2 separate regions of the Homo sapiens genome follow, and region 2 is linked to region 1. Evidence: chromatin loops called from intact Hi-C (ENCODE). Cell type or tissue: IMR-90. All regions are shown on one strand. Links, peaks and the distances in the headings refer to the core of each region. The heading gives the core; the rest is flanking DNA.

The links. Hi-C counts contacts between places; a loop is a spot of excess contacts. Peaks named below come from ENCODE experiments on the same cell type or tissue, not always from the same donor. Only the 100,000 strongest peaks of a DNase experiment are listed, where the experiment ranks them.
Region 2: it touches region 1 in a loop (10-fold over the local background); 28 of 110 quality-filtered maps call a loop at or near these places.

Annotation. Positions count from the first base shown.
Region 1 is chr11:111,446,828-111,463,138 of GRCh38, forward strand. LOC644277 (a long non-coding RNA gene) reads left to right here and starts at 2,511. Exons shown (of 4, transcript XR_001748381.1): 1 at 2,511-2,666; 2 at 3,513-3,618; 3 at 4,420-4,582; 4 at 6,582-6,718. It overlaps LOC107984386 (a long non-coding RNA gene), which reads left to right. Exons shown (of 3, transcript XR_001748382.2): 2 at 1,307-1,400; 3 at 1,726-1,817. It also overlaps a transcript of BTG4 not described here. RefSeq lists an enhancer at 1-4. In IMR-90, for the core only: a CTCF peak has its summit at 8,073 (motif pointing right); DNase peaks (open chromatin) are centred at 5,404 and 8,084; H3K27ac peaks cover 302 bases.
Region 2 is chr11:111,837,292-111,850,261 of GRCh38, forward strand. ALG9 (ALG9 alpha-1,2-mannosyltransferase) reads right to left here. Exons shown (of 15, transcript NM_024740.2): 9 at 7,310-7,432; 10 at 3,364-3,518; 11 at 958-1,108; 12 at 177-324. Among named protein-coding and RNA genes, the nearest start is that of ALG9, 28 kb to the right of the region's middle. RefSeq lists an enhancer at 1,711-2,212. In IMR-90, for the core only: a CTCF peak has its summit at 4,350 (motif pointing left); a DNase peak (open chromatin) is centred at 4,310.

The DNA.
Region 1 (16,311 bases), core at 3,224-11,223:
CTTTGTGGGAGGAAGTCAGCCTGTGCTGAACATTATGGTAACCACCAGCCACCTATGGCTACTGAGCACTTGAAATGGGGCTACTACAAGCTGAGATATGCTGCATATCCAAATGCACTCTGGATTTGAAAGACTTACTACAAAAAAAGAATGTAGCTCCTGGAAGCTAAGTCTTAGTCCTAATTACTGCGTGGCTGTCCCCCCACAGGTAGTCTCTGTCACAACTCACCACCTGCTCCCTGTGCCCCGGGAACTTTCCTCTCTGGAGCAGGACCCTACAACGCCTCCTTCTGCCACCTCTGCCCTTTTGAAAAGTAATTAATGACAAGGCCAGGACCTGAGCCTTTCTCTCCACCACCTGCTGAATGCTTTATCCGATACATCATGTGGTTATCCAAGGATTCACTGGCAGTTTTACAGTTTCCAGTTTTTCTGGGTATGCATATTCTTTAAGAGCACTTGACTGGTTGCCTGAATTTTCAGTCTTTCTGGACCGCAGTCTTCTTTATAAACTGGGAGAAGAGAACTAAATAATCTCCAACATCCTTTCTAAAGCTAAAACCATATGGGTCTCTGAAACCTGGCTGTACACGCACCAAAGGCAGAAGCCTCGGGTTTTATTTCCTTTGCATCTCTCCTGCAGCATTTCACACACGGAGAGTACTTAAAGGAATCTGGCTGGCTTTGCCTTGCAGAAGAAGGGAACTGAGATGTCCCTTGCCCTCACTAAGCCCAGTTATGCACACGCATGCACACACACCCCACCAGCTTCTCTAGGAAGGAAAAGGAGATAGGAGATAGAGAAGAACCGTGGAGAGCAGAGGCGGCAGATGGAGGCATTCCTCCGGAGAGGAAGGTTCCCGGAAGACAGGGAGGTAGGAAAAAGAGAGTGGAGACACTTAAGTTGTCTGGGCCAAAGCTGCTCAGAGGATCCATATCTTAGATTTCATCCTCATGAAATATTCAGTGAGTGCATCCCGGAGCTCCCATGGGTGGCAGAGGCTGCCCTTCCTGGGCATTTCTCTCTGAGTTGGGATCCTGGGTCCACTTGTCCCTGTGCCTCTCCTGTACCGCCACCCTCATCTTGTTTTCTCATAGTGTTGCTGGCACTGGGCCTCTGTGCTTTGCTGCCTTCTAACTCTCCATCTGCCTCCCCAGCGGTCTTTCTCAGCATCTGTCCACCCTCTTACTTCTATGCCTACCTCTCTCTCTGCCACTGTCACCCCACCCAAGGGTGAGGATGCTCCCCTTTGAGGGCACCCCAGTGACATGGGCTTCCATAGCTGTCTTCTGCCATGCCCTCCAGAGTGCCACATGCCTGAGCACAGAGAACCCTCAGGACTGCGGGAATGAGACGCCTCGTGCAAAAGAAGAGCGAGACCCACCAGGATGCAGAGAGGGTAGGAGCTGGGGGTATAGTTGAGGAGTGGGGAACAGAAAAACAGCTCTGGGGGAAGATGCTGGCTTTATGAGACACCTGGGCTGGGCTAGGGCTCAGAAGCCCCCTAATGGGAGAAGAGCACTGTCAGGGGTCCACTTGTGCCCCTGTGGGATCGTGGGTGACCCACCGCTCCTGGAAGCTAAGTCTTAGTCCTAATTACTGCATGGCTGTCCCCCTACAGGTAGTCTCTGTCCTAACTCACCACCTGCTCCCTGTCCCCCGGGAACTTTCCTGTCCGGAGCAGGACCCCACAATGCCTCCTTCTGCCACCTCTGCCCTCCCAGGTTCTTCAACCCCTGGCCCGGCCAGGATGCCTGTTTCCCCTGTGGCTCAGAGGCCACCCAGCCAGAGAAGGGCAAGGACACGTGTGTCTGCCGGGGGCCTGGGCGAGTGTTCCAAGTATGTCCTCTGGCAGGGGGGCCCAAGGACAGGCTGCGTTTCCAGGACTGTTTTGGTCTCAAGTCAAACTCGGCTCAGGTGTAACTTGACCAGGGTTGGCTCAGGTTTCCAAGTGACTTGGGGATAGGGTTGCCAGATAAAATACAGGGTACCCAGTTAAACTTGAATTTCAGATAAATAACAAACTTTTTTTTAGTCTTGCATGGGACATAGTTATACCCAAAAAAAAAATTGTCTAAAATTCAAATTTAACTGGGTGACCTGTGTTTTCATTTGCTAAATCTGGCTCGCCTTCTCCAAGAAAATGACAGACTTTATGTTGCTTTTTGCCACGATCACTTCCAAAACACATCCTAGCCCAAGCCCTTCCAACTTGAACGTTCTCTGCAAGCCAACAAATGTGCATGTGAATTCTTCCTTTGCTGAATGTCTCAAGTCTCTTTTTTTATTGAAATGATAGCACCAGCCAGACCCTTACCAGAACAGGCTGGTCTCCCCCTGACTCCTCCCCTGCCCTGTTTATTGCTCATTTCCCCGCCCCTGCCCTTGTCTTCTGGCCCATTTCCAAAAGGGTCACAGCCAAAAACCTGGGCATGGTTCACCACAACGAAGTATTAACCAACCAACATGAACCAGCACTCCTCCCTCCCCCTCCCCGCCCCCAGCCCAGTGACAGTCGGTACCCCTGCCTCCCGGGCCACCGAGACTTTGGAGAGCCAATGGGCTGTGTCCAGTGGGAACACAGGAGCTGCAAGGACGGAGCCACTGGAATCAGGAGGGGCTATGTTTGACCAAGGCTCAGTGGAATGACCACTGTGCCCACGAGGTAGGAGAATGCCCATCTATTATGTCCTTGGCCTTCCTGCCCCTCCACCCTCCCATTCAAATGTCCACCATTCCAGCCACTGGGCTCATTCCATTGCCCCTCTCTGGAAATATAGAGGTCAGTACTTTGCACTCTCAGGCAGTTCCTAGAAGCAGCTGGAGAGAATGAGGAAGAGCTTCCCCAGGGAGGTGTCCCCAAGAAGTTTGAGTCTTTGTGCAGGTGTGTGCCACACCAGGAGATGCCCATGGACATGACCCAAGCCCTGGGGCTCTGCCTGTGCTGGGGACAACAGTCAAGCAGAATGTGCAGCCCTCTGTGCCCAGAGAGACAGAGACACATCTTGCAGCTCAGCTGCCCTGATGGCATCCCACAGATTTCTGTCACTGAAGGCATGGGGAGTCAGGTACAGTACTCTGAGGTCCTACCTCATGCAGAGCCAGGGCCTGTGACTTCTGCCTCCAAAGAGGGAGCATGCAGGACATGCCTATGTGCAGGGTCCAGAGGCTGCTGCTGCCTGGCCCACATCACTGGCACCTCACCAACATCAGAGGCTCAGAACCAGAGCAAGGCCCCTTTGTTGATTTTATTTCATCCTACAAAACTCCTTGAATAAGAGGTCATTGTGTTCATGAAAGAAGAGGGACACTGTCCAAGAGGTCATGACTCCAGGCTGCCCCTGCCCCATGGAGTTCTTGGAACTATTCCCACCCCCACCTCCCTTGTGTCCTTTCAGGACACTCAGACACAGCTCAGGGAAGGGGCTGTGTTCGCCCTCCCTTCCTACTGGGCAAGTGTGTGACTCCGTGTCTTGAGGGAAGATCTGACACTGCCTCTTTTCGTTTCCAGGATTTTTACCTTCTGGACCAGCCTTCCCCACCACGTGCTGTGGGCCATCCCTGCAACTTGGACTTAGGGCAGAAGTCTGTCCCCCTCTATGTGGTCAAGATGGATGGTAAGAGAGCTGGACAGATGGAGGCCACAGGGAGGCCTGTGGCTCGGGACCACACACATGCAAGCCTTGTCCTTACCAGGGCGTGTGCTCTGTCCCATGACCAGAAGCTGAGGTTTGACAGGGCAACCACTCCCCTAGGGAGGGCTCCCTGAGAACTGCATGCAAATTCTGACCCCCCTCAATGTTTCAGAAAGTTGAAGCTACCACGTGCAAACCAGGCTGAACAGCTGCTGATTATATACATGCTCTTGGGAAAACTCTTACCCCGGTCCCTGCAGGGTCAGAGGGAATCCCTGCTTGTTCTAGCGCTTGGCTTCCTGGGCCTGACCTGACCAGATGGTGAGCTACTACACTCCCTAGGCCTTCCCCTCGGGGATCCCAGGTGTCCAGACCAGGATCCAGGTGGGCATCGCAGCTCACCTGTTGCCCCTCCTATCCCTCCCCTACCCTTCCCAGGTCCCAGCACAAACCCATCTGAAGAGTGGCAGCTCTCCCTCATTCTCTGAATCTTACCTAGGAAAGTCTAGGGAAGGACATCTGGACTCTTCTTGGTCACTGAGCCTCAACTCCACACATCTTGGGGATCTGCTGCCCCCAGAGCCAGGCATCCGAAACCCCACAGTCTGCCTCCAAGTCAATGATACCCTGGCCTTCCTGGTGACTCATGAGCATTACCCAGAGTATGACCTGTGAGTGTCCAGAGACCACAGCCCCATCATCATGGAGGCCCTAGAGAGGAAATGCCCCTGCATCAGCCACCACTCCCAAAGGCAACGTATTCCCTCCTTTCTCTCTCCTCAGGGGCCACTTCTATAACACACTGGAGCAATATGACTGGCGGCGCTTCCGGGCCCTGGCTGAGGAGTCCCAGCTCTATGAGCAAAGCCTCAGCCTCTTTCTGCAGCAGTTCCAAAAGCCGGGCATTTATGTCTTTCGTCTGAGCAGCAACCGACATCGGAAGATGGTTTGTCTACGATAATTTGCCTCATTTAAGACATTATCCCATTATTTCCCCTCTCTTTAAAAAATACTGCTGCAGGCCAGGTGTGGTGGCTCACACCTGTAATCCCAGCACTTTGGGAGGCCAAGGAGGGCAGATCACCTGGGTCGGAAGTTCGAGACCAGCCTGACCAACATGGAGAAACCCTGTCTCTACTAAAAATACAAAATTAGCTGGGCATGGTGGTGCATGCCTGTAATTCCAGCTACTTGGGAGGCTGAGGCAGGAGAATCGCTTGAACCCGGGAGGTGGAGATTGCAGTGAGCCGAGATCGTGCCACTGCACTCCAGCCTGGGCAACAAGAGTGAAACTCTGTCTCAAAAAAAAAATAAATACTGCCTCATAACCAGCTCAGACAGATCTGCAGGGAAGGAGATGCCCTGATGTCCCTATCAGTTTCAGGGTCCCACAATGCTAACAGATGGTCCTGGGATGCCAAAGTTCATTTCACAGCAACCCAGCATGTGCTGTGCAAGGAGGGGAAGGTTGAGAGGATGGGAACACAAGTATGTATTCAGGGACATCAATGGCATTGAGCGGCTTAGGACCTCTGGCTATCTCTCCCAATCCTCCACTTTGTCTCCCCCCGACCCCCATCTGCCAAGCCCACCTATGCATGGTTTTATCTGTGTGACCTGCACATTGCACCACCACACTGATCCAGGTGTGCTGTTAGTGCCACACACAGCATTTAGTATCTCCCTGTCAGCACAACATCCAAGAGGTTTTACTGGCTTAGTCCCAGAACATGCACACAGCTCCCTCATACAGATAGTCATCTGATTTGAGTCATCTGATGTGAACAAGTTTCCCAGGAAAACTCTGATTCTGCCTCCCAGTCCCCAGGTTTACACAGTCATCCAACTATTTGGTCGGTGTTGGCCGGCGTGGGTCCCACTCTGTCTTGTGGCCAGTCTCTGGCAGACAGTGGGACAAAGACTGAACAGACTTCTTTCCATCCATTATGTCCGGGCCCTCCCGCCAGGGGGCCAGTGCTGTGGGGAAGGGCCCTTTGCCTCCACAACTCCCAGGTATCTCATCCAGACTGGCATCGCCAGGATCCCCCAGGCCCTGAAGAGGTCTGGCTGGCCAGGACTCCTGGGGGAGATTGTGCTGCTCCTGGGGCTTTGAGTAAAGCCAGACAAGCGACATCTTAACCACTCCACAAGACCACCTCTCCAATCCCCTATAAGTGGGTCTTCCATTCCTGTTTATGATAAGCATTCTAATAGTTGCTAAGATGCAAAGGTGACAAAGGTGCAGTTTCAAGCCTCCAGGGCTTGAAACAAATACATGTCAGCAAATATAATGGAGCTAGCTAAAGCATGTCCAGGGTGCACACCAAGGCAGGAGTTGACTGTTCTCCCTGGAGAGGGTGGAGGTCAGGACAGACTTTCCGGAAGAGTTGATGCCTGAATGAGGTTTGAAACAGGAGAATTATTAATATAATGTGGTCCCTGTACTACCAGAGGGTTGGTAAGTTGAGGAGGGGGTACGCAGTGGGGAGGAGGAACAGAGATGAGAAGGGGAGTATTGTGAGCACAGCAAGCACATAGGCATGAAACAACACACATCTCCTCTGGTGACCAAACGGGGTTTCCCATGACTGGAGCTGAGGTGTGAGGACAAGGATAAGGCTGGAACTGGGAGGGAGACTAAAATGGGATGGCCTCCAGGCCCTGCTAAGAAGTTTGGACTCTAACCCCTAGGCAAGGGATAAGAACTTTCAGCAAGTGAGAAAACCTGGTCCAACTTTTATTTGTACTCTAGCAGTAGGGTGGAGGACAGAGATGGATCAGAGGGGGAAAAACGACAGAGACCTAAACAATTAGTCCAAGCAAGAGAGGATGAGGTGCTCCCTAACCACGGTGAAGTGCGACCTGTTTCCTTTCAGAGTCTTCAGGAAGGATGCTGCTCCCTCAGCTCGCCCTTCCCTTCCCACTCCCCATTATGTACTCTGTAGATGCAGTGTCACAGCCTGAGCTGGGCTCGGAAGGCTGCTCCCCACCCCACCTTCAGGAGACATCAGCAAGAATGCAACCTCGATGCCTACACTTCCCCAAGAACTGGGATAATGTCAATAAGGAGAGGCCGATCTCACCAAGACTCTGACGCCCCCAGGGTTGAGGGGGGTCCTGGTGAGTGACAGGTGGGCTAGAATCCCAGAGGCACCCCCAAATCCAACTAGCCAGCTCCTGCTTCTTTTTTCCATCTTCCAAGATTGCTCAATTCTCAATTCCTCTTCATTCATCCACTGATTTGCTCAAAAAATCTTTTCTGAGTGGTACTGTATGTCATAACACTGCCGGGCACTAGGCATAGGCAATATAGAGCAGGAAAGAGACATCTAAACACACTTTCCAAAAGAAACATAGTATAACCGTGTACAAAGCAGCCAAGTTACACAGTGACCAGTACTATCTAGAGGAGCAAGTTGCAGAAGGTATTTATTGTATGTCACACTGAAGGGTTCCCCTTCTATCCTTGCTACTCACAGCATGGTCCTCAGACAGCCACACTGGGATTTGTTTGTGCTCCTAGAACTTTAATGTAGATATGAATTTCCTGGGGATCTTCTGCTTCAGTAGGTCTTGGATGAGGCCTGAGATTCTGCATTTCTAACAAATTCCTCAGTAGCACTGATGCTCCTTACCCAAGAACTACACTTTCAGTAGCAAGACTGTGCCTGGACTGTTGAGGCTCTATAGGAAGAAGATGCATGGAAGATCTGTAGGGAAGCTCATATTTGCATTTCAGGAGGATAATCCTTCTTCCCTCCGACCCCCACAGGTGGGAGCTGGGAGGCTGAGGAGCAGGTAGATCTGGAGTGGTTTGACACAGAGGCCTTCTTTGGAGACTGCCTCAGGCAGTCTCTGTCAGTGACAGCCAAACTCAGCCACACGAAGGAAGAGGTAACTGGCAGCTCCAGGCAACACTTCTACCCAAGACTGGAGGAACATGTGGGGCTAGAAAGAGTCTCCTCTTCAGGAGAGTTGGTTATAGGACATAGAGTCCAAAGAATATGGAACATAGAGTCCTAAAGGAATCAGAATAAAGGAGAGTATATGGGAAGGGGAGATAGAGGATTTCAGATTAAAATTAGAACTGATTTCATGAAACCTAGGGCTTCGGACCAGTAATAGGGATTCTACCAAGGCCACCATTGGAGTTCCTTCTCAGATCTCCATCCCTAGTCCTCGGTAGCCCAACTAGGTGAGCAAATTTATGCCAGTAGATGGCAGGCATTAGAAGCAAAAAGAATACATTAGAAGTCCAAGTACCAAAACTGGGCCAGGGCTTCCCCAGCAGAATGTGCATGCTGAGACTGGCTGGGACGAGCCAGTGTCTGTCCTCATTCACTCTTTCCAAGTGTCTGGGTTGGGGGTTGGGGGTTGGGGGGTGGGGTTCTGGAGTCTCTCCAGCTGTTGGCAGCAGGGGGCGCTGCAATCACAACAGTGAGAGGCTGGGTGGCTCCGGGAACAGAGTTCACACACACTCAATCCACCCTCTCTCACAGCTCAAACTCCTCTACCTTAAACTTCTGGGTGAAGCCCGTTCTCTCCAGCAGCTGTGGGGAACAAGGCGCTGCCTCCCAGCCTCCGCTAACCGGCTTCTGAGGAGCGTGCAGAGGGAGCAGCAGCAGGTGGGCTTGGTTCACGCCTTCCTCTCTGGTCTCTGTGCCCAAACACAACTCCCTCCCCTCACTGAGGTCCAGGCTCCCTCCCTTAGCACCTCCCCAACCTGTTCCATCTCCCTGGCCCTAAAGCTCTTACCTACAGTTCCCACCATCTCTGGGAATTTCTCATCCCCTTTGCCGCTGCTGCCATGCCTGTCCAGAATAACTCTGGAGTTCCCAAGGTGAGTGGGGTGTCCCCGAGCTTGCTGTCCCTGGTGGCTGTAGCGCCTGCAGGTGAGCAGGCAGGGTTGTCTCTGACCCAGGCTGCTGAGGCAGCTGCCTGGGCTGCAGAAGAGAAGGCCAGCCGGAGGAGGCACCTGGCAGGCGAGTACGCAGCCAGCCTTCGTCACCAACTCAAGCTCCTTCGCCAAAACCTCCTCGGGAGGCAGGAGCAGTGGGCCTCTTTCTGCTCGACGCTGAGGGAGGTTCAGCAGCAGTTGAAAGCACAGATGGGCTCCAGGTCAGAGAAATCCTCTCCGGCTGGGCAGAACCCAGAAAAGTGTGGATCTGGCCAACCTGGATCAGACTTAGGGAGACATGAAATGGGGAGGAGAGAATGTGGCTGCAGGGGGTCCCGGAACTGGCCAAAACAAAACGTCCTTTTCCCACCCCTGATTGCTCCTGTGCCCCTGCAGGGCAGTTCCCCAGCTGGACACGGTGCTGGGCCACCTGTCCCAGGTCGTGCTGCAGGAGGGCCACCGCCTGAAGGCCTGGGGCATTCTGGGCACCGGCACTGGGGCGGAGCTACTGAGGCCAGGTGAGCTTTGCTTGGGCCTCAGCCAGGGCCCCCCAGGAAACCTGGCCCTGAATCAGGGCAACTAGCCCTGTAGAAACTCCAGTTCCACCCCCAGACACCCAGCAGGGGAGGAGAGGTAGAAGAGGGCAAAACAGAGCGGACACCCCAAGGTCGGGAGGGGCTTCCCATGCAATGCCTGCCCAAAAGAAGAAGGAGCCTCGAAAGTGGGAAGAACCAAGGAAGAAACAAAGCCATGGCAAGTCATAGCTTTATAGATCCGGAGGCACTTCCTGAAAATAAAAGCCTGGCAGATGAAGGCAAACGGCCAAGTTTGGTAAATGATGAACCTGTCTTGGGGTCTCGCAGGCCTGCTGAGTCCTGGGAATCCCGTAGCCCCCCTGTAGGCTGTTGCCACCATTTCCCGAGGCTTTTCCAGTCTCTGCCGGCCTGCGCAATGATATCACAATGGCACGTGGAATACTGCTCTGGAGTTAGCAAAGATGAGACCCCTGCCCCCTCAGGAGCACAATGTCTGTGGAGGCTGGGGAGGAGTTCTCACCAGCTCCTTCCAGTCACCAGCCAAGGGAGTCCCCGCATGTTCCCTCTCCCACCGGCCCCCAGCCCAGGGCTGAGCAGGCAATGATTGCTTTCCTGCAGCCCCAGCAGGCCCTCCTGGTGCTGATGACATCAGTGTGAACCCCGTCACCAAGTTGATGGTCCCTGGCCCCAACTCCTTGATGCTTCCAGCCAGCGGCCACGCAGGCTCCATACCCCCTGGCTACTTCATCCACCCTGACACTGGGAGGGTGCTGCCCGAGGCTGGACACCTGGGATATGATCTGCTGAGAGCTACCCTGGTGCCCACTATGGACACCAATGCCGGTGAGCCCCTGGCCCACTGACTATCCCCAACTCAGCTCTGGGCTTCAGAGATGAGGCAGGGCTTGCTGGGACTCTCAGGAATGAGCTCCCAGGGAGCACAGCACAGGACGCAGGGCTCTCTCCTTGGACAGTGGGGCTTGGTGACCAGCAGAGTAGTAAATACTTCCTTCCCCTCCTCATCTTGACATTCTTGCTGGATCCAGAAGGTGCCATGAGCTGCATGGTAAAAGGAGGCAGGTCCCAAGGCCCCTCTGTCCTGCTCTGCAGGGCTGAAGGAGGCTGGTGCATTAAAGGGTACCAACAGCTCCCTGTATCCCTGTCCAGGTGGTGTCCGAACATCAGAAGCTGCCATCCTGCCCTATGTGCCCTACCCAACCAGTCCCACCACAGGTTCCCCTCCAGCCACGCACCTGCCCATCCTGCAGCCAAGAAGGACGTCCCCGCTGGGGGCTCTCATGACAGACCCCGTCACAGGCATCAAGGTGCCCGTGCTGGCTGTGAATCTGCACCCCCAAACAAGGCAGTGGCTCACTCTTGGGAGGACATACTGCAATCCTCTCACCAAGACCTTGGCCCCTCTGGAGATGGGGGGCCCATGGAGGATCCAGTCACAGGAGGCATCTCGCCCATCCTGGGAGTCGGGTTGGATGAAAACACAGGTCTCCCGGCAGCCCTCAGCATTGTCCTCCCTCGCCCTCCTCCATGCCTGGCCTGGCCTCCCAGTCCCCTTCCTCTCAGCCCCCTACACCCTCCATGTTCTGATCTGAGCCACAAACTCCACCCACGACCCTCTTTCCACCCTTCATCCTCTCAGCCTCTTACCCCCAACCTTCCCTCTCCCCTTCCCCATCTCTACTCCAGTGCCCCTGGGGAGGGGAAGAGAAGCAAGGTACTTCTATAAAGTTAATGGACACTTTTCAACCAAAAAGGACCATTTCTCCACCTGTCACCACCATGCTCTACCCCCTGCCCCCTCCCTCTCCCCCTCCTCCTTCCCTCCCACAGCTCACTTCCACCCTTGTGCCCTAGTTCCCCTTATGCCACACCTGCCTACATCCCTGCTGGTTCCCTCTCCCACCTTGCCCCCTTGGTTTCTTTCTTCCAGCTCAGCTACTTGTACTGGGAGGGCTGCGAGATGCTTCGGGGAACCTCTTGCTGCCTGGTGACAGCTTTGTGGAGCCACTGAGCAGGAAGACAGTCCGGCTCCAGGGGGCTTCCTGACGAGAGGGCCAGACATTGCCCCATATGGGAGGGCCACAGGCCCTGCTGGACACCAATGTGCTAGTGGCCCAGAGGCAAGTGATTGCAGTGCTTCAGCCGTGCCAGGAGAGTCCAGAGTCGGGTGTACAGGAAACTCTGGAGGCTGCCATTAAGGACATGAGACAGCCACTGGCCTTGACTCTGCACCATGTCCTGCAGCAGGCTCAGAGGCTGGAGAGGCAGCTGGTGACAGCAGATGACATTGAAGCCAGTGGTGGCAGGATAGGTATGGATGAATCTGGGCCAGAGGCTCTCAGGCCCCGATATCTCGGGCCCAGAATGACCTGGTGCTTTGATGCTCCTAGGCCCATAAGCTCAGGGACAGGGCTGCAGCCCTACTGGCCATGCACATGCGTGACCAAGGGAAGAGAGAAGGAACTCCATGACTTCATACCCCGACCCCATGAGTGCTTGACTGCCTCCCTGTCTTAATTTCTTGCCAATGCCATTGAGTTATGTTATGGAGCATACATTCTCTTGTTACTTCATGGCTCATGAAACACCACCAACAGGTGCTATGATACCCATTTTAGAGTGGGAAACCTGACATTCAGAGAGTTAAATGAGTTGCCCAGCTGGGGTCCTCTAGCTGCAAAGCCTGAATCTCCTGAGTCCTCAATCCCTTCTCACCTTCATTCTGCAGCAGTCTTCCACTTCCCACGAATAAACGCAAGAAAGGAGTTCATCCCAAAACTCCACCTCCCACCGACAGCCCTGATACAAGGAAAGGCAAGGAGAAGTAGGAGTGGCATCTTCCTGGAGTTAATCTCACTCATTCTAGAAATTACCCTCTTCCCACAAATAACAACAAAACAAAAAGAACCAGGTCAGAATTGACTTGAGTTTGAAGACCTGCCCCACAATTTATTAACTCTTTGACCTTGGGCAAGTTATTAAAACTAACCCCTCCCTGCCACTGTTTTACCATCTTTTAAAAGGAAGAGTAAAATCGTGCATACTGGCCGGGCACGGTGGCTCACGCCTGTAATCCCAGCACTTTGGGAGGTCGAGGCAGGTGGATTGCTTGAGGTCAGGAGTTCGAGACCAGCTTGATCAATATGGTGAAACCCCGTCTCTACTAAAAATACAAAAAATAGCCAGACATAGTGGTGGGAGCCTGTAATCTCAGCTACTTGGGAGGCTGAGGCGGGAGAATCGCTTGAATCCAGGAGGTGGAGGTTGCAATGAGCTGAGATCACATCATTGTACTCCAGTCTGGGTGACGGTGAGATTCCGTCTCAAAAAAAAAAAAATTGTGCATACTTTATAGCTTGGGTTGTAGGACTGAGTGAAATATAACTTCTACAGAGTCCTGAGTTCAGATTCTGAGGAATGGCAGGTGCTCAAGAACACAAGCCCCCTTCTTTTAGAAGTTGTTCTCAGCTTCTCAAAAGGTCTGATGCCACTCAATTCCCACTTGCTTCTTCCAAAACAGGCCATTAGGGCATTGTCCTTTCTTCCTTTCTGAATTCAGAATGCTAAGTTGAGCCTAAAGAAAACAAATGTAGTGTTTGCAGGGAAGCCTCTCTGGTCAGGGACGTAGTACTTTGAACCTGGAAAGACTTCAGGGTGATGCTTAACCCGCAACTCCTCCTCTTCACTCCCTCTCCCCCTGGTGTTGGGAATGATGCGCTATCCTGGGACAGAGCTGTGGGCCCCAGCCCTGTATGGAATGGAGATCCCAGATCCTGAGGGCTCGGGGCTCATGGTGCCTATCCTGGGCATGGAGCATGATGAGAATTCTGGCGATGCCACACCGCTGGCAGGCTCAATGGAAGACGCTGATGGCAAAGGTAGGAGAGAACTTTGGACCTCTGAGAGCTCAGGAATGTGACTTAGCTCTGGGAGAGAAAACCCCCTAAAGCTCAGGAGGGGTACCCATGTGCCAAGGGAAGGGGTCATTCTGGTCTTCTGCTAGGGCTGCTGAGACCCAAAATTAAAGGTGCCCAAAGATTCCAAAACCCCAGGACCATAAATCATGTATGTCTCCCCTAGATTATTGGGTCCTTTCAAAGACCAGCACTTCAGAAACTCACCACCCACCCCCACGCCAGGGCTGTGGCCACCAGGAGCCCTATAATCCAGCTTAGAGCCCTTTGAAGGGCAAAAGGAGGTCAGGGGCTCTTCTGGCTTCCTTTTTGCCAGAAAAAGGACCTGCCTTCCTTCCCCATCTCTGGTTTCTAAAGCCAGTGGTGGGCTTGGCATCCCACAGGTCTAATCCCAATCTCGATTGGGGCTCAAGCCATAGACCCCTGGACTAGAAAGCCTGGTCCTGTCATTGGAGCTCAAACGGATCTCTCTGCCAGAGTGGTGGTGCCCGTTGTCCAGGTGCTGGAGGCTTTACCTCGGGGAGTGAGAGACCCTGGTCTGGTATGTAGGGGGGTTTATTGTATTCATTTATTCATTCATTCATTCACTCAGCAACTACATATTGAGAGCTGTGTTCCAGGCAACATGTTAGGCATTGAGATACAAGGACAACTAGATAGGGCTCCCAAGGAACTGGCTGGCCATGGGTCCCAAACAGTGGGTGGTTCACAAGGGTGTTAAGAAAGCTCAGGGGAGGGCATCTCAACACACACAGGAGAGCTCAAGGCTTCCCAAATGAGGTAATGCACGCAGCAGAGAGACAGCAGAGAAAGTCACTCCAGCCTCGGGGAAAGCAAATGCAAAGGCAGCAAGTATGAGAAATGTATCTTCTATCATGAAAGCCACGGGGAGCTGCTGAAGGGTTCTCAGACATGGGATATAATCAAATATAAATGCAAGACTTTAAATTTTTGAAAATATGAAACAATACAAAACATAAGTTACTCATACAATTTTAAAGTATGTCAATGAAGAAGCAAAAGCTTTCCTGCCCATTCCTCTCCCTCCACCCACAGTCAACACCCCCATGGCATCCCCATCCAGGCACTCTTTACCTCTCCCCCTGTCTCTCCCACCAAACCCAGCCACTTCACAAGTTGGCACACCTCCTCCCATTTATTTTTATGTTTATGTATGTGTAGGTACAGTCAGCGTTCTAGAAAGCTCTCCCTGGCAGCTGTGCGGAGGATGGATGGGAGTGGGGCCAGACTAGCAGAGGAAGCCCCGTCAGGAGGTTATTGCGGTAATTCAGCCATTGGCAGATCTCCACCACAATGAAAATGATTTAGGGCCCCCATACATTCTCAGTCTGGTTACGTTTCAGAAACTGTGATAAAAGGTATGTGATAAATAAAAGGTTCTTGTTAGAAGCCAAGAAATTTCAATTCTAGCCCTGACACCACTGTTTCACAGGTCAGTATGTCTTCACGATATGAGGAGGGTGAGAACAATTTCCTGCCGCCACGTGCCTGTCTCCTCTGGACTTCCCAAGAGAGGAGTGGGGGCAGGAGGCATGGGGGACTCTGGAGCAGGTGTCACCAGGAGGGAGGGAGGAACCAGGGAGCTTGAAGAAAATGTATGGTTATTTTTCTAGCTAAAACCACGTTGTTGGAAGGCAGAGGTGGGAGGATCACCTGAGGTCAGGAGGTCAAGACCAGCCTGGCCAACACGGTGAAACCCCGTCTCTACAAAAATATTAGCCGGGTGTGGTGGCAGTCACCTTTAATCCCAGCTACTTGGGGGGCTGAGTCAGGAGAATTGCTTGAACCTGGGAGGCAGAGGTTGCAGTGAGCCGAGATTGCGCCATTGCCCTCCAGCCTCAGCAACAACATGAGACTCCGTCTCAAAAATAAATAAATTAATTAATTAAATAAAACCAAGTTGATGGCCTCACCAAGTTTAGTCATAGATACCCAAGGTCAGGGAGGGCCATTACCCTGTGAAACTTTGGGGATCTACGGCTGGACCACGTGGGGCCATGAGCAGAAAAAGCCAGTAAGCCCTAAACAGGCTGGATATTGTAGCTGGACATCCTGGAGCAGGAGTTGAGAGCCCAGGAGCAGTACTGGTGCCACCAGGAACAGGAGGAGGAGCAGCTACTGGAACAGCTGGGGCACCTGAGCCAGGAGCTCCACTCCACGGCAGAAAGTGGCGCTGAGCAGCAGGTGAGGCCCAGAGGCACCACCTCACAGTCCCCACCCATCTGCCAAGATTGCACAGTTTTCTCTTTGAAAGTTTGGAGTCCTTTTCTCCCTCAACCATGGGAATGAAATCCATCTCAGAAAAGACACAGTCCCAAGATTCCCCAGCCCCAGGCCCAAGATTTCAGTCACCCCTAAGTATCTAAGCAGGACAGAGGTAGGGGAGGAAAAGCAAACAGGAGCCCCACCCAGAGCTCCTGCCTTCCCCTCCGAGGCCCATTCCTTTGTCCCTTCTGTCCTACATAGCTGAAGGCTGAAGAGGAGGCCTGCCAGGCCCTTGAGTCCCGCTGCCTGCAGGAGATGGAGAGAAGAGCCAGGGCTCTGAGCACACACAGCAGCCCAGAGCGGGGCCTGCTCTCTCAAGGTGGGAAAGCATCTCCTAGGCTCAGATCCCCACAGCAGAAATCTCCAGGGAGTGCATCACCACAGATAGCTGCCCCGTGGGGAGCCCCTCCTGCCCTCTGAATGTGCTCAGCTCTCCCAGGCTCAGCCAGGCCCTGGCTCTTACCTGCAGGTTCCCCTGACTCCGATAATCTATTGTCTTTTCTTCTCCTCCCTACCCCTGGTGGTGGTCGCTGCCATGTGGCCTTTTCTCTGCCATTTGCAGCAGAGAGGAGTGGGAACAGGAGGCACAGGTGGTGCTAGGTATGCAGAAGGTCCTGCAGTTTAGGGCAGGCAGCAGAAAAGCTTAGGCAAGCAGCTGGCCGGCTGCAGGGCCAGGAGGAGGAGATGCGGCTGCAGCAAAGCAGGAATCAGAGCCCACAGGTCTGGAACCGCCCCAGGAAGGTGACGCTCTGAGGCTGACAAGGGTCCCCACATGTGATGAGCACATCCTCCCACATCATCAGATGTGGCTCTTCAGGGCAATGTAATATTCAGGGGTAGGTGGGCTCAAGGAACCTTGGATGTGCCAGAAGGGGAGTGAGAAGAAAGAAGGCTCATCTTAACTTGGCCATTACGTTCCCTGTGTTGTAGGTGGTTCAGCGTCCCTCTGATGAGTTTCAGTGGGTGGTGAGGGAGAGACAGAACTTCCTGGCTAAGGCCCTGGGTCAGCTGCAGTACCGACGGG
Region 2 (12,970 bases), core at 107-8,106, 390 kb after region 1:
TAATGAACACAGGAGGCAGGTACACAGTACACAGGCCCCACAGCTCTCCGACGTGGTAGATAATTCAATAACTCTCTGTGAAAACTCCAAAAGAAAACAAAAATTAGAAGACACTGATATAGAACTGCTCTATTTACTCCTTCATTTAAAACCCTAGGAATTAAAGGACAACTTACTTGTCAGGAAGAAGGAAGCTGCTGGGAAATCGATACCACTCTTTTCCCACACAGACATTCACAGGTCTGCCTTCTGGGACAGTGTGGATGGTTGGGTCTGTAGCAATTCGGTAAAATTCTGGATACAAATCAAGGGGCCCGTGATATCCTGGAAGGGAGAACAGTTAGTGAGAGCCAGAGATGAGTAAGATGAGATTCTCACTTTAATTATACTGCTCATTAATGTCGCACTGTAAGCCACAGGAAATTTAAAAGGCAGGAAGGGCCATAGCCATTCCAGCATGAAGCCTGCTCTGCAGGTATAAAATGTCTCTCTAGCTGGGAACACGGTTACAGCAGAGGCCCTATTCTGCAAAAAATAATTGGCTTTCTTGCCCCTCTCTATGCTCCTTCTTCTTTTTACCTTCATTTTCCTTGAGCATATTTTTAATATTATGGATCCAAACAATGATTATAAGAAAGAATATAATCATGAAATGTTAGCCCAAATTTGCATTTTAAGTTTAAGGCTTCCTTAATTTATCAGCATCCATTAAAAGAAAAAAACAACAAAAATAGACAAAAAATGTACAGTTAATCACACTAAAAGGAATTCTCAATCTTCTCTTCAATCCTAAGATACAGAAGTCATATGCCACTCATTAATATTAAGTCTACAGGTTCTCTTTTTAGAAATGGCTTCTTAGTATAAGCCAAATATGTATTATATAATCATGAATCAAGTAAAACCTAAGAGCAAGTGACTCGTCAGTGTAGGTTAAGATATTCTTAGAAGATCTACCTCTGAACAGTGCCACAGAGCGAGAAAATGACAAGAGCCCAAACAGGAAGACAGTTCCTAATGCCAGCCAATTCGATGTCACAGTATAGTGCTCCAGGCGATATCGTTGAAACACAAAGTGGTAACATTTCTGGAAGTACAGAAAACTGTGCTGATAAAAGAAAATATAATTTGTAGAATATACATAATTACAAGACATCACAGTAACATCAAGAGCGAAGCCAAAAAAGAGGTTCTATTAGGGATCTGAGCATTTGCCAACAGTGAGGTACCTACTCCAAACTCTAAGATAAAAGCCAACTCCTCTAAGACTACCTGTAGTCTTGGCCAGGCAGAGGGCTTGCCAACAATAAAATCTCACTAGCTTCATAGGAAAATTATTTGAATATTTTGCTAGCATTTATAGTCCTAATAAGTTATTTTTTTTAAATATTTAAGCAATGCTTTTTTGGTAGTTTTGATATATAAAGTATTCCAATTTGTTTTTGATATAATGAGTACTAATCTTTACTATCAAAGTTTTTATCAAAGCTATTAGTATCAAAAAAAGGTCTCATGACCAAATAAGAAAAAAGAATTCCCCTTATAGAACACTAGGAACATGCTCTTAATTATATGCTGAATGACTTTACAAACTAGATGAATATAATATAAACACACATGCATGAATTCTGCTGTCTTTGAGTACCTTCTACTCAGACTTCTTCCCTTCCTTCCTTCCCTTCTAGACAGAAACTACTTACAGAAAGCAATTTTCCAATATATAACAAATGGCATAAATCTGTTTGAACCTTTTTCATATTTTTTGGAATCTATCCTGAGGAATCAATCTAAATATCTAAATGAAGATATTTATCCTAGCATAATACTGAATAAATGAGCAACCTAAATTCTACCATGAATTATATCCAATAATTACATTATATAAAGTCAAGTCAATATATTACATATTACATAATAATGCTATATATTATATCCAACTCAGAACATTCTACAGCTACTAAAATGATAAGCACAGAGAATGTTACAATATTAAATTAAAAGGGATATAAAGTGGCTGGGTGCGGTGGCTCACGCCTGTAATCCCAGCACTTTGGGAGGCCGAGACGGGAGGATCACAAGGTCATGAGATCGAGACCATCCTGGCTAACACAGTGAAAACCCCGTCTCTACTAAAAATACAAAAATTAGCCGGGCGTGGTGGCGGGCGCCTGTAGTCCCAGCTACCCGGGGGACTGAGGCAGGAGAATGGTGTGAACCCGAGAGGCAGAGCTTGCAGTGAGCCGAGATTGCGCCACTGCACTCCATCCAGCCTGGGCGACAGAGCAAGATTCCGTCTCAAAAAAAAAAAAAGGGGGGGGGGGATATAAAGTTACATGTATACTTATTATTACAACTATAACAAACCTTGGTATATGATATACAAAAATGCTGGGAGGAGTTTTTGTTAGGTTAATGTGACTAATTTTTCTTTTACTACTTCCTAAATTATCTGCAATAAAGTTCAATTACTTTTATAATTAAAATTATTTTTTAAAACTATCACCTAATATTGATGAACCTTGAAAACATTATGTTAAGAAAAGCCAGTCACAAAAGACCACATATCATATGTTTCCATGTATAGGAAATGTTCAGAATAGGCAAATCTATAAGAACAGAAAGTAGATTAATGGTTACTTAGGGCTGGTGAGAGATGAGAAAGGGAATGGGGGAACAATAGCTAAAGGGTACAGGGTTTTTGATCTAAAACTGACTGTGGTGACAACTGCACACATCTGTGAATAGACTAAAAACCACTGAATCATACCCTTTAAATAGGTAAACTGTATGGTTTGTGAATTATATCTCAAAAAACCTGTTAAGAAAAAAACCTATCATCCTAATTATTTTTTTTCTGCCAACTGCAAATGGTAGCAGAGGGCAATACAGGGTTCTGAGGCTACTGAAGCCGTAAGTACAGAGATATTCAAACAGAGTTAAGATGAGCTCTGCCAGAGAATTGACCTGGGCAGGTTTTCAACCAGGATTACAAAGTGCCCCATACTGTGAACTGCCTGCTGTGATCCCAAACTCTTGAGCAAGTTTTGTTATGATCTAGCAGTTCAAAGAGCAGACATTCCATTACTTCTGCCACAGAATGGAATTCTGCAATTGGATTCCTGTTGGTAACAGAGGCAAAGTAACACACAAATTAACACTGCAAACATGTAATCAGCAAATACAAGTATGGTAAACAGCTAAGCAATCAATATAAGAAGGTTTAATAATATGATCTATATCAGGTTTAATGTTATGGATAAAATATCTTAGGTGGAAGCATTCTGTAATTTGCACTTAAGTTTGTGAGCAATTATTTAATAAGTAAAAAAGAATGAGGCAGATACACTTCTCCCTGAAACTCACCTGAAGTGCAGAGAGAGCCACAGCGCCACAGAGACATATAAGTGGATACACAGGGAAAAGAAATCTCTCCTCTTTGTGAGGCTGGATGAAGAAAATTATAAACCAAATATACATTGGAGCCAAGGTAAGCCAATACGGGTGGCCTAAATTCTGAACTGCAAGACACAGAAAAATACCCATCTTTCATTATATTAGAACAAAACAACATATTTAGTTTTAGTGTTATCTTGATCTCAAATTTAGGAGTATGCCCTAGGACACTCCATAGAATGTTTCTACTCTTGTATTCACACTTTCTCCAATGCCATAAAGGCATCAAAAGGAGAGAAGAATATACTCCTTAGCTCTCCCAAGAGATCTAAACTCTAACAACAAGCACAATACTAGATTTGGTTAGGACACATATAAATGTCAAGTTAATGGCTAATAGAACTTAATAAATTCTACGTTAGATGAAGGAAAAATAAGCCGTCTCCTTTAATGAGTCCTGCCACTAAGACGAAAAGTTCCTGAGTTTAACCAAAAGCATAACATAAATTCATTTCTGGGGTTTTAATTCCAATGTTCTGTTTAATTGGTGTCTCTTATCTATACACCAATCAGTCTGTTCAAATAGCCATGGATCAAAGGAAAACAAAATTGTTGGATTCTCAAATTCATTACTGGTTTTCATCAAGCCACAAATGACGGAGTTTGTTTCAAGGCAAACATAAAAATGCTCTTAAAGGAAGTTCAGTGATTGTTTTCTCTCCATTTTGCAATACTCATCCACTCCGGATCCCCAAATTGGAACAAAAATGTACTTAAAGCATGTGAAAGAATTAAAGGAATGTAATGAACACTAAAACCCAAGAACCTGCTGGAAAGTTCCCGTGGTTAGGTACATGAGAAATGAGAGATAAGCCTGCAACCCACAGTGAAGGCATCTCCTACTGCGTTTACAGGAGTGATAATGAGCAACGCAAATGCGGGCAAATGGTAGATAGACAGCGCCCCCTGGTGTCCACCATGTTAACAGTAAGCCAGTTTACAAGATCAGGATTATCGTCAAGATCCACTTTAGCTATGCCTAATTTAGCATTCCTAGGCTATCACTTTCACTGTAGAAATTCTTTAAGGATAAAAATTCTTGAACTACAATAACAAGATTTTGTTTCAACTTTTGCTCTAAGACATTATGGGATTTTAGATAATAATTTAGAATATATACCTTTCTAGGTAGTATATTTTAAGGGGGAGGTTTTTTGTTTTTTGTTTTCTGAGACGGAGTCTCTCTCTGTCACCCAAGCTGAAGTGCAGTGGCACAATCTCGGCTCACTGCAACCTCTACCTCCCAGGTTCGAATGATTCTCCTGCCTCAGCCTCCTTAGTAGCTGGGATTACAGGCATGCATCAACACACCAGGCTAACTGTTGTATTTTTAGTGGAGATGGGGTTTCACAGTGTTGGTCATGCTGGTCTTGAACTTCTGACCTCAGGTGATCCACCCGCCTCGGCCTCTCAAAGTGCTGGGATTACAGGCGTGAGCCACTGTGCCTGGCCTAAGGTGGGGTTTTTTAATTAGAAGAAAATAAATCCACTTATTGTCCACAAGTAAACAGTCCTTTTCTCTTCTGTACCTTAAAGGCTAACGAGTAATCTTTTTTTAATAAGGCAAAAAATTTTGAAATGTCCTCCATAAAATATACAAAATCACAACCACAGCTAGATATGATGAAATCAAGAGTAATTTCTTTCCTGCTTCTTAATAATTTTCTATGGTTTGGGGGACTTTTTTTTTCTCTTGAGACAGGGTCTCGCTCTGTCACCCAGGCTGGAGCATAGTGGCACAACCATGGCTCACTGTAGCCTTGACCTCCTAGGCTTAAGCAATCCTCCCACCTCAGCCTCCCAAGTAGCTGGGACTACAGGTGTGCATCGCCATGCCCGGTTAATTTTTTAATTTTTTTCGTAGTGACAGGGTCTTGCTATCTCACCCAGGCTGGTCTTGAACTCCTGGGTTCAAGCAATCCTCCCACCTCGTGCTCCCAAAATACTGGGATTATAGGCATGAGCCACTGTGCCTGGTCTTTTTTCTCTTAAAAAAGTATTGGTTCTATTCTAAAATCACATAAAAATATAAAGAAAAAAACAGAAAATGTTTTCTTACTAGGTAGATATGTGCATACATTATGCATTTTAAACCAATATTTTATACTTAAAATTTTATCATACTGTAGAGAACAGCTTAATATCCTGTTTTTTTACTGACGTTACAAGCATTTCCAAATTTTCCACAAGCATAAATAATTATTATTGTTGTTTTTAAAAACAGAGACACAGGTCTCACTATGTTGCCCAGAGTGGTCTCGAACTCCTGGGCTCAAGCAATCCTCCCACCGTAGCCTCCCGGGCAGCTGGAACTATATGCACGTGCCACTGCTCCCAGCTATCATAAATTATTTTTATAGTCAGAAAAATAGCTATTTTCAAAAAAAGAAAAAGTGATCCTTAAGAAATAGAAGGGATAGAGGAATAAGTTAACACCTCAAGGGAGCAAACAGCTGAGTCTAAAATGTGGGACATTATGCAAGATGATGGCCTGGTTTCTTTAAAGAAATCTTCGAAAGAAAAAAAGTAAGATGGGGGTCTTCTTAAAAAGCTTAAGAAATATAACACTAAATTCAGTACGTGACCCTTGTTGAGATTCTGCTTTAAACTAACTATAAAAGGCTATTTTTCAGACAATCTAGGAAATCAATGGGTATTAGATGATATTAAGAAATTACTGATAATTTTATTAGGATAATGGCATTATGGCTACGTTGAAACAAAAGTCCTAACACCAAAGAAAAGTGACTCTGAAGGCTGCTCTAATATTCTTATAATACAACGAACTCATTATAAACCATTAATAGTAGAAAAGCAGAATGGAGGTGGGATGGGGGAACTGATCATATGGCATCCAAATCAGACTGCAAAGTCTGAAATTAAATCTTTTTCCAAACCTCATATGAATTTCTGTTCAAATCTGTCTTCCATAAAAGAAATGAGAGGCACTAGATATCCAGAGCCACGACAACTTGAGAAAACACCAGCTGTGCACTACAGAATCAGAGCAAGCAAAGCAAACGACAAACCAAACTTTCTCCAATAAGGCAGACACAGAAACAAAAAGGAACAAAGAAAAGCATCATGCTTCTGAGGAAGTCCAAAGCTTCCCTTACTTCACTATCAAATTTGGGGAAATCCCTGTATGGTTCAGATTTTATACTTTCGTTTGAAGTACTATCTCGTGGATTACCTTAAGCAACCTATCAGGTTAATATACACTTCTTTAAAAGATAGAAAACTCAAATAGGCTTGTTCTCTTCTGAGATTTTTTTTGAGATGGAGTTTTGCTCTTGTCGCTCAGCTGGAGTGCAGCGGCGCAGGGTCTTGGCTCACTACAACCTCTGCCTCCTGGGTTCAAACGATTCTCCTGCCTCAGCCTCCCTAGTAAGTGGGATTACAGGCATCCACCACCATGTCTGGCTAATTTTTGTATTTTTAGTAGAGATGGGGTTTCACCACGTTGGCCAGGCTGGTTTTAATTCCTGACCTCAGGTGATCCACCCGCCTCGGCCTCCCAAAGTGCTGGGATTACAGATGTCAGCCACCGCGCCCGGCCTCCTTCTGAGATTTTATAAATATTTTTACTTCCCTGGGTGATTGTGTAAATTATATTGACTTCCTCACTTAAAGCAATAATAAAGCTCTTCCTCCTGTCAATTTAATTTGCCACAATTCACCAAATCTTCACAAGGGTTCAATGGATCAACAAACACAGACTGAAAATTCAGTAAGCCAACCATTTCCATAGGAAGAATGTGGAAAATAAAGTAAGTAGGATTTTCCTTCAGTTCTTGGTATACACCATTACTTGCTCTTTCCTCCCAAAACACCTACCATCTCTTATGCCACTCACCATGAAATCTCTGCAGCAGGTATTCCATAAGAGAAGTCAGTGGTAGGACTAGGAGAGCCAAAGCAAAGGCTACATTGAAATTCAGAAATCCATTAATTAAATAGAAATACCAGGGTTCTGTACCTGAGGGAGACATAAAGGTAAGAAATCATTAGTGGATGCCTTTAACACCTATTACGGTGCTTGACATATAATGTTCTTTGTTGGAATAACACTGATGATCCTATGCCTCATGGGAATGAGAGTGCACAGCCCACTCTTCCCATGCTAAGCTACACAAAAGAAGCACAAGAGCGAGATGGAAGAGAATGGGATTGGTCATGAGGATTTAGGGAGAAATCAAGTTTCAAATAGTTAGCTGTATTTTCTATACTGACCACTATATCTAGCCCAAATTGCTATGCCCCAATGGAACTAATACTTTTGAGAAGCACCAAATAATTTAAATCGCTTTAGAGCCACATAGGGCTAAAATAATAAAACTGCCATTTCAATTTAACTATTCTCTCAAGATCGCGCAGACCAAAGGAAAGAGTGATAAAAAAACTTAGTTGGTGGCTGGGTGTGGTGGCTCATGCCTGTAATCCCAGCTACTAGGAAGGCTGAGATGGGAGGATTGCTTGAGCCCAGGAGGTTAAGGCTGCAGTGGGCTGTGGTCGTGCCGCTGCACTCCAGCCTGGGCGACACAGTGAGACCCTGTCTCAAATAAAAATAAAAATAAGGAACTTAGTTTGAGCTATTCAGGCATCTCCCATTTTGTTTTCATCTGCTTGTCCCATTTACATTCTAGCATCTTTCCCCTTGATATGCTCAACCACTTATAGTCGCGTACATTGGGCAACATGTGTTTGGTATAAAGCAACAACCCGTTTTTCTTAGATCATGTTCAGAGGCCCAGGCCTTGCTGAGAAGCTTTAAGGATTCAGAATGAAGCAAAATCACTAAAAACACAAGTCTTACTCACACTATTTTTTATTCTTTAACTCAAAATCCTTACACCCAAATGATGAGAAACAGACCCCCTCTGCACATTTAGCAGGTTTTTCATCTGCTTTTCCCCTCTGTATGATTACTTCAATCAAGAAGTGAATGACACATGCGGGTTTTAATCACTGTGTGTTGTGACACCCGCCTTGCACCATAGCAATTTCCTGCAATCAGCATTGCTTAAAAGGGTAATCAGAAGGCAGAGGAATAGTCAGAAAAACCTGACATTCTTGCAGCTTGCACAGCAAAATAAGATTAGAAACCAAACCCATAATGCTAGAAACATTTAGGGGAGAAGTAAGAGGGAGGGAGGTTACACTAAGGAAAAGTTCAAGTTCAACTGTGCGTCACCTTTGGGGGAAGCTCACTCCTTCCTGTCTCAATACAATGATAGAGAATATTCATGAACAGAGGTCCTATTCCAGGCCCAGTTCATTAGGGACATTTTAATCTTGTATTCTTTACAAATATGCATTTGGGTTATAGAAAACTAACGGATGGTTTTATTTTCAAATCAAAAATGTCTTTTCTGAATCTTAATTAGAATTTAACAACATTATTTTTTAAACTGAGTCCTTTAGGATCCAATTTCCAGAGAGGTAAGCTTTTGCACAATCCTCTCCTGACCACCAGTGCGGAAGCAGGGCTAGCAACCTCTGACTCACCTTTTTCTTAACAGGATTCTGGAAATCTGAGCTTGTGAAGAAAAACCATAGAGTGACCAGACAGAAAAGGGGTTATCCTTTCTATTATCTATTACAGATGTCAAGCACCAATAGGAAAAAGCCACTTGTCTCTTTCATATTTGCAAATACAGACTGTTTTTTTCAGGAAAGCACTTTAGCTTCCAGAAAATATTTGTCTCTAACACAATTTACTATACCCTCCTGTTACAGCTATCTTTTTATCTAGGTATACTGTACTCTGAGATGAGGAAACAAAAGTATTAAGCTGGTAAATGCAATCATTTTTATGTATTCAGAGCTCATAAATCAAGTTTCCAACTAGGCTGTGAACATTTCATAACAGACTGTTATTTCCCTGAAAGATGGGGCAAAAATTGGGGGATAAGCCAAAAGTGAAGAAGGTTCAAGTGTCAACAGTCTTAAAAACAAGGGCAAAAGGGAACAAAAAGAGTGACTTCTATCAGCCAGAGTCCTCCCCTGCTTGATGACACATCTGCCTTAGGAAAGCAAAGGGTATAAACTTTTATCTCTTTTCAGGGAGATATTCAATGCTGCTGCTCAGAAAACATCAGAGCTGAACTATGCAAAAAACCATGTCAGAATGACAAGCTAAACGCTGAACTGGTGCAAGATGTTTAGGTGAAGGAAAGCTGGCAGCAGGGTCTCTGCAGGGAGTGACTCACCCATCCTCCTCTTTATGGAAAGTGCCTCAAGTCCTTTCAATCAAATGAGCTAAGGGAAGCTTTCAAAGAAGCTAAAAGAAGGGATAATGTTTACTGCTCCATAGATTGAATGAAGGAGAACTACTTCCCAAAGTTATAATTTTATAGACCTGTAGGAACTAAATCATAGTAAGACATCCTTATAAATGTCAAATTTGTACCACCGAGAGGGAAAAGCCACTAAGTTCAAGAGAAATGATTAACAAAAGAGCAAAGGCTCTAGAACAGTTCTGGCTGGCAGTGAATTCTAAGCAGGACTGATAAGACCCCACTGGGGCTTCTTCCTCTGCCACTGCAATTATGGAAACCTGTGGGCCTCCCAACAGAGGGCATTTGCGGGTATCGTCTGAAACTTTCCATCCAGTGATCAGACAGATGTTGATAAAACACATAAACAGGCAATGGGATCCTGTCCTAAGCTGCAAAGTGGCAACCTGAGCAGATTCACTGTTCTTTCTGAGGCAAGAGTATTTCCTGTAAGTGTATTCCCATGCCTTCTCCAGGCCTGTGCACTCCTCAGCAGAGAGCACCACTCTTCACTCACCAGACAAAAATACTTGCCAGCATCAACATCTGAGAACTTGAAATGTTATGAGGGGCAAAATCAGTGACAAGACCAATCACTTTCTTTTCTGCAACACTAAATTTCGCCTCTTGATCTCTGACCCCACAGAGACATTTTGCCTAAGACTTCACAATTCTAGTCTATCCTATTCTAAATTTTCTAAGTGCCAAATGTTCTTTACCTTATCCAAACACTCCTTCTTTCTTCAACAAAAGGGTCTGGTACAGCGCTCCCATGTAAAAGGAGAACTTGCCAGTGTGCACGTCACTCTGCCACTCAAGCTCGCTAGGGGCTCCTGATCACTTTCCAAACCAAAATGCACAAACCTTCAAAGGTATAATTTTCCACCTATTCTATAGATTGGATCCTATCTTCTCCCACCCTCAACTCATGCTCTCTGCTTTAGTAAGCTTATTCTCTGGTAAAGTCTCAGTAGCCAAACTCCAGGGTTTTGCTAAGGGTCTTGTTTTCAGTGCAAAGAACACGGGCTTTGAAGTCAGACAACACTAGACTCTTATCCCACTTTTGCTACTTTTTTAACTATGTGGCATATTCCCCACCATCTCAACCTCAGTTTCTTCATCCAGGAATACAAATAAATAAGGCCTGTCTCAGAGTGTTTTGAGTGAAAAAAGATGGTATGTGAATAACTTCTGACACACAGTAGGCATTCAATAATCAGAAGATATTGTAATTAATATCTTTCAAAATGTACTCCCTTTATTTTCCCCAGCTTCAAATGAAAGGTGTCAGCTCAAGTCTAGAATGTCTCACTAATACATGCTACCTAGCCAGGAAAGTGTAGAAAGGTCCCTTTGAAAACCAGGAACAGTTCGTGACCAGCTTGACCAACATGGAGAAACCCCATCTCTACTAAAAATTAGCTGGGTGTGGTGGTGCATGCCTGTAATCCCAGCTACTCAGGAGGCTGAGGCAAGAGAATTGCTTGAATCCAGGAGGCAGAGGTTGCGGGGAGTCGAGGTCACCCCACTGCACTCCAGCCTGGGCAACAAGAGCAAAACTCCATCTCAAAAAAAAAAAAAAAAAAGAAAACCAGGAACAATAGAAAGGGTAAACATTTATATGATTATAACCACAATGGAGTGATTGAAATCATCTTGCTCATGTCTGAATAGTTTCTACCTAAAATCCAACCAATGCTGTAAAAATAAGTTTTTATAAAGAACTCAATATTCAATCTTTTTGCTTCAGCAGTCCCTATATTTGACATTCCATTTGTCAGAAATGTACCCCTCTTGCATTTACTAAGGACACTCCTACTCTTCCTTCCAGGCTCAGCTCAAGAGCCGCACCTTTCTTGACACCACCAGAAGGACATGCTCCTATGATTCCCTATCTTTCCCCTGTAGCACATAAAACACTGTCCTGTAATTATCTATTTGTGTGTCTGCAGCCTAATTAGACAGTAAGTACTATGATGAAACAAGATTAATGCTCAAAAGCAATTTATTCAATGTTTCTTTCTTTCTTTCTTTCTTTTTTTTTTTGAGACAGGGTCTCCCTCTGTCGCCCAGGCTGGAGTGCAGTCGTGCAGTTTCGGCTCACTGCAAGCTCTGCCTCCCGAGTTCAAGCAATTCTCGTGCCTCAGCCTCCTGAGTAGCTAGGATTAAAGGCATGCACCACCACGCCCAGCTAATTTTTGTATTTTTAGTAGAGATGGGGTTTCACCATGTCGGCCAGGCTGGTCTCGAACTCCTGGCCTCAAGTGATCCACTCACCTCGGCCTCCCAAAGTGCTGGGATTACAGGCGTGAGCCACCACACCTGACCTTCAATGTTTCTTTAACTGAAGCCCATTTGTCCATCCAGTCAAGAAATATTAATAGGCTTAGTATGTTCTTACACATGAGAAATAGCACTAAGAGATGTATGCAAAAACTATCTTTTTTCCTGTTTTTAAATTGTTTTAAGTTCTGGGGTACATGTGCAGGATGTGCAGGTTTGTTACATAGGTAAACTTGAGCCATGGTGGTTTGCTGCACAGATCAACCCATCACCTAGATATTAAGCCCAGCATGCATTAGCTATTATCCTGATGCTCTCTCCCTCCCTCCGCCCCCTCCACAGGCCCCAGTGTATGTTGCTCCCCTCCCTGTGTCCATGTGTTCTCATCGTTCAGCTCCCATTTATAAGTGAGAAGATGTGGTGTTTGGTTTTCTGCTCCTGTGTTAGTTTGCTGAGGATAATGGCTTTCAGTTCCATCCATGTCCCTGCAAAGGACATTATCTTGTTCCTTTTTATGGCTGCATAGTATTCTATGGTGTATACAGCACAATGCATTTTTAATTTTCAGATAAGAAACTGTGTGCTTAACATAGCTAATGAGGCACCTGGAGCAGGAGACTCTTGTAAAACAGCCAAAACAATGCCAAATAGTGCCCAACATGTAATAAAGTGAAAGAGCTAGCATTTCCAATACAAAAGACATGCTATCTCGCTGTCTGACAATTTTACTGCCTCAAAACATCTAGTAAAATACAAGTCTTTTATGTATACTGAATGGCCTCACCAATTATAATAAAATTAGCTGACAATCATGAAGTACTTTTTGATTTAAAAGGTATTTTATTTCTATCTATTATAGTATTATTATTTGGTATCACGAAAATCTCAAGCTAGCACCACAACAGGTCTAACTAAAGTGATTCTATGATACAACTGTAAATGACACACTAATGTAA